Linked DNA regions of Homo sapiens: region 2 is linked to region 1. Evidence: chromatin loops called from intact Hi-C (ENCODE). Cell type or tissue: lower leg skin. All regions are shown on one strand. Each heading gives the region's core, and the rest is flanking DNA. Links, peaks and the distances in the headings are about the cores only. Region 1 has its middle 150 kb from the start of HDAC9. Region 2 has its middle 140 kb from the start of LINC02889.

Evidence for each region. A loop is a pair of places that touch in the nucleus more often than their neighbours do. Peaks named below come from ENCODE experiments on the same cell type or tissue, not always from the same donor. Only the 100,000 strongest peaks of a DNase experiment are listed, where the experiment ranks them.
Region 2: it touches region 1 in a loop (4-fold over the local background); 62 of 110 quality-filtered maps call a loop at or near these places.

The regions. Positions count from the first base shown.
Region 1 is chr7:18,344,297-18,347,223 of GRCh38, reverse strand. It overlaps a transcript of HDAC9 not described here. Among named protein-coding and RNA genes, the nearest start is that of HDAC9, 150 kb to the left of the region's middle. In lower leg skin, for the core only: a CTCF peak has its summit at 1,420 (motif pointing right); no DNase peak of the experiment used is centred there.
Region 2 is chr7:17,695,009-17,697,935 of GRCh38, reverse strand. No RefSeq gene overlaps it. Among named protein-coding and RNA genes, the nearest start is that of LINC02889, 140 kb to the right of the region's middle. In lower leg skin, for the core only: no CTCF peak of the experiment used is centred there; a DNase peak (open chromatin) is centred at 1,334.

The DNA.
Region 1 (2,927 bases), core at 198-2,697:
CACATAGCTACATATTCTAGCAATTGTTGAGTGGTGTGTACTTTGCAGTGCTGGTAACTAGGATTGGAAAATGTTACATTAATACGGTGAATTTTATTTTTCACCAAGTATTGTGTTCTAAAAAGAGTTACTGTGAAATATTCATTCAGTATGGTGCAGAAAACAAATATGAACAACTTTTAAAACCCCCATCCCATGGTACAATATAAAGAAATTGATGCATAGATGTCTTATTTCCTTTGTGCCGCCAGCCTCTCCTATGAATGCCACACCCATGAATTAGGAAAGACTGAACAGATCATTTTAGACCTAGAAAACAAAGTGGTGGATTGGCTATTCCACTTTCCTCAGATGAAGAAAAATGACCTGCACTCTCAGCTTCTGGCTCCCAACCAAACAATGGGAAATTTTCTCCTGTTGCTATGAGATTTTGGTGAAATATAACTGATGAGAATCATCAATAAACCATACCAGTGTCTATTGTAATTGTGGAAGAAAAAAGTGTCTTTCGATCCCATTGACCATTACCTTATCAAAAAGCAAAAACATCTTATTTTCAGATGGGAAGGAGAAGATTCTGAGAGTATATTTACTAAAAATACTATTTCCTGGTCAGATGATTTTTTTTCTTTTAATGACAGCAAAAGAACAATGTAAAAACTGCAACTCTCCTCTTCAATCTAAGGTAAATAATTCCCAGAAAATATTCACATATATCTTTTAGTTCAACATAAATGAAAGGAAAAAATGCAAGTTGTGTTAATAGCGGTTGTGACATCTAACAAAAGCAAAACTACAAAAGCTAAAACAGCATGTGACAATTTTTGAGAGTTAAATTATCCAAATTCTCTCATAAAAATAGTCATAAAGATGTAATGACAATGAGTGACCCTTGTTTCAAAGCACTGTCAAGTTAACTGTACTTTGAAATCTAGTTCAATTTATCTGCAACATCAAGCCATCAATTTCAAAGGTTTTATAATTCATAAGACATTTTTAAAATAGAAACATTTTGGGTTTTTTGCAGCACAATTACTGCTATCCTAGGAAGGAGAAAGAAACTTTCTTCATTATGGGCCATAACATAACTTTTCTTTAGCAAAATGATCTGTAATTAAACCAATTACATTTAGCATTCAAAAATTCAGAATGTTGTTTCTATATTTTCTAAATTAGCATTGGTCTACTTTAGTCTCTCTAGAAAAAATTGAGAAAAATGAGTTCCTGAAAACTTAAAATACCTACCTTTAAACTCATGTCGTTTCTGCTGTGTTTGGAACATAAATGTACTATACATGCGGCTCCTTGAAGAGAAACAGACAGAAACAGGAGTCGTTGGAAAAGAGTCAACTCTAATGCATGCCAGAGGCCAGCAGGGGGAGTAAAATCCCAAAAATACAGGTAAAAGGGGAAAAAAAATGCTGAATGAAGGTATAGGCAGCACCAACTTGTAAAGAAAAGAGAATCAGTCACCCAGTCAAATAAAAGGTGAAAATCAGATTCTTCAGGGCCTTGGCTCAAGAAGATAAAATGAATTCTCATCCACCTGTGAGAAACAAATGCACCTCTTTCTATGTATGTTCCAGGGAGCATAATAAGCTAAAAGGGCAAAAAATTGTCCTTGAAATTTTGTAGTTTTTTTTTTTTTTTTGTCTTCTGTTGAATAATAAAGGGAACAAAGTGTCTTATGAGAACACAATCATGTACTTTCACTAAACAACAATTCATTAAATGAACAAGCTTTGAATCCCGCTGTGTGGTTGGCTAGGAGAATTGTGATTCCTAATGTCAATAACCTCTTAATCAGATATTTGTTCTAATATATGAAAGGAAATAATGCTTAGTATGATCTGCATGGATTAACAATTTAGAAGCACAAAGGAGGGAGAAATTCCTGAAAGCAATGAAGAACTAAAGAACATTTTAGGCTAAAATATATTCTACATTCTAATGTTTCATTTTAAGTCATTTTGTACACAAGGACACAGCATTATCTAGAAGAAAGAAAATTCTGGGCTTTGGAAACACAATATCCCTTTCAGGTCATAGAATTACCAATGCATCTGATTAAATTATTACCTGTCATACCTCTCAGGAGCACCTACTACCATCTGACAGGTGTTTGCTTGCTGGTTATTTCACTCATTACATAAGTGAAGGGCTATAAACTTCATCTTCTCTTATTTCCATTAAGATGTGAGGCCGTGAGCTTTTAGTAGAGAGCCCAAGATCATCCAAATCCCGATTATGCAAGCTCTCTGTGGAATGACCTGACTGATTACTTTTTAATAGAAGATTTGTTCATTAAAGACTGCAGCTCCTTATGGATTTTACTTATCAATCCTTAGAATTTGGTGAATTTTTTTCAGTGTTAAAAAGAGAAAGTTTTGCTAGAAAATCTTCAACTGTGCAGTTAACACTGAATTTGATAAACAGTACATTCCCAGTAACAGCCACCAAAATTCCAAGTTAAATCTGTGCCCTTGGAATAATGCCAAAATGCCACAGCATATTTGCACTTTGAACAAATTGCAAATTTTTAACTCCTATTTTTTTCTGCCAAAACAAAGGCTGAAAATATGTGGATTCTATCTTCCCTGAAAACTTTACAATGGTAATTTGGGATGCAAAGAAAAATGATTTTAAGACCAATAGAATGGTAGATTAATTTGATTTACTATTTAAGTACGAATACTACCTGAACAATTTCTGGAAGCCATTTGTAAACATAAGTGCTATGAAACAGTCACTAACATAATCTATATGTGAAATCAGACAATATTATTAGAATTCTTTCTGTGCTACTTGGCCAATATTCTTAACCATTCAACCTCAGTTTCCTTATCTGTGAAATGAGGATAATAATACCTTATAAGCTTGTTGGAAGAAGTCATTGAAATAATATCCGTAAAGTGCTTGATCTAGTT
Region 2 (2,927 bases), core at 162-2,661, 650 kb after region 1:
GAGAAGGTCACATCAAAGATGATTGTTCCAATGGAAACACTTGTGATACAAATTACTGGACTAATCAAATGACAGACATTTAGCGGGTATGTGCAGAGTAGGCAGAGGTGGCGACAGAATTCCCAGTAGATAGACTGAATAAATGCTTAGATCACCAGTAAATGGGGACATGCAAATAGAACAAAATTTAGATACAGATTTTGATGTTTTAAAAAAGGTATTGCATCATTATCATGCTAAGAGTTTGAACTTTGTTGAAATTCTCTTTTACTTCAGGGTTTAGATCTTAAAAAAATATTGTATTACATATGGTGGATAGTTGTGGGATGTGAAGCATAATCTCTTTAATGCTCAAGACTTTTAAAGATCTTCATCCAGCCCTGGGAGGGTGTTGCCTCTGATCAAATTATGGTCAGAGTCTAATTTCCTGGCTTCAGAAAAATCTTCTATTAGTTTCTGAGGTCATAGGGCAAGGAAAAAAATCTCAGGATTCTGGAATGAAGTTTGAAGAGATTAGAGCTTGACAGAACAGGCAGTACATATCCTTCCATGAAGACAAAACATTGGCTTCAAGCTTTGGGTTTTGCTGGTGACTGACGAGCACTCAGGGACAAAGTCCCTGTGGAGAGGACAGGAAAGGCCTCCCCAGCTGGTCATCTTCATTCAGCACCATTTGCTACCCTGGCCAATGTGATTGACCCTCTGCCTCTCACGCACCCCTTGGCAGCAGGTTGCCCCTTCCTGATGAATTTTCTTCATTCAAAACTGCTCTGGAGGCACATCCTGACCTGATTTTACCTTTGTTAAGAATTTCTTGGGTGACTGTAGAGATATTCATGGATGACTCTGCAGTCACCCATGATTCTATAGATATTTATTAAGGCCCAGAAATCTCTAGAGATGGTCTTCACTGAATGGATTTCCATTTCTTGCAAAAGAAAAAAAGAAAAGGCTCAAATTAAGACAAGTAGTGAGATATGAGGTCAGAAGAAAATAACAAGGAGAGTTCACAGACTCAGTCATGACATAAATCAAAGATAGAGATGTTTAACTTAGAGAACAGTGGTGAATTCAACCTCATGGACAGAAAAAAAACATGGAAAGACAGCTTGTTAAATTAAATTTTCTGCTGTTTATCAAGTTGAATATCTTCATCTTCCCTTTTATTGACATAGATGTCTCTCTGGTGAAATCATTTCAGTGACTGAGAAAGGCTGAGTAATTTTCACCACTGGCCTTGTCTAGGAGGGGCCCCTGGGACACCCGTCATTGTTTGCACTGCTTGGGTTGAGTGATGCAAGTCGCAAGCGGCAACCTGCAATAGTCCTGGCCTCTCTGAGTGCCTCGGGCCTTGTTCTAGACAATATTTCTTTTTAGGCTAAGGAGTGGCAGGCTGCCCACACTGCTTTCTTCCCAGTACCAAACGAAACCTTCCTTAAGTGTTACTACATGTTAATAAACGTAGTCAGTGAAACCCACTTAAAAAGAATGAACTGTTTATGAAAGAAACCTTTTGAAAGACAGAATATTTTTGCCTGTGGGCCAAAGCTGAGGCAGGAAAACAAAGGGCTCTTTCAAAGGCTTAGAATATGATGGAGGATGGATTCTGACTTTCCAACTACAAAAATAATGATGCTTTTAGCATCAATACCTGCATTACTCCAGGGAGTTGTAAATATACTTTACAGACACAGGCTGGGCCTTTCCAACTTTTTACCTCAGTGCTCTTTGAACTCCTTAAAGGGGAGTAATGTTGGCCCCAATTTGCACACTGAGAAACTGAGGCAGAAGAAATCTAAGCAATTTGTCCCATGCCACCAGATAACTTATAAGTGAAGTCAAGAATAGAACAAACTGAAACTGAATGCTTCCATGACACAGGAGCATCTGCCATCTGGAATAGTTCCTTCTTTTTCTCTAGTTGATCTCTTTCTTTTCTGCTTTTATCTTTCATTTTCTGATTCATTAACTCTTAGCTCTTGTCAATGAATTGAGGCCAGTGTGAGTGTTGACATGTCCATCAGAAAGTCTGTGTTGGTCCAGGTGACAAAGAATCTACAGCTTGTATCAGCCAGCCTGTGCAGGTTGTTGCAGTTCCTTTGAACAATATTACTAGCAAAACTCATCTTGAAAACAATATTCTTTCATCCTAACCTATTTTGTACTTCCAGAAACACTACTGTAAAGTACAGATGCTCCTTGACTTACAATACAGTTATATCCTGACGAACCCATCATAAGTTGAAAATATCCTAGTTAGAAATATATTTTATGAACCTAACCTATTGAACATCATAACTTAGCCTCACCTACCTTGAATGTGCTGAGAACATCTATATTAGCCTATAATTGAGAAAATTAACTAACACAAAGGCTATTTTATTATATGGTGTTGAATATTTCATGTAATTTATTGAATACTGTATAGAAAGTGAAAAACAAAATAGTTGCATGGGTACTCAAAGTATGGTTGCTACTGAATGCGTATTGCTTTTGCATCGTCATGAAGTTGAGAAAGTCTACGTTGGAATCTACAGCTTGTGTAAACCAGCTTGTGCAGCTTGTTGCTGTTCTTTGAACAATAAGATATTAGCAAAACTTATCTTGAAAACAAGATAAACCATCACAAATTGGGTATTGTGTGTATAAAATTTTACATTTGTACATTTAAAAAATATCCGGTGTTTGGCTTTTTAAAAAAATAAATGGTACCTAAATAGTTCTTAATTTCCCCTTATGGGTAGTCTCCTAGCTGTTAAATGTACATTTATTTACTCATTCATTTTTTTATTTGACAGCTATTTGTTTTGAATTTACTTTTGGCACAGCACTGGGCTTTGTAATGAATACTGTACAACAGATCAAAATCTTATAGAAGATTTTAATAAAGATTTTATAAAGATTTTAATAAAGATTAAGTCTTTAAG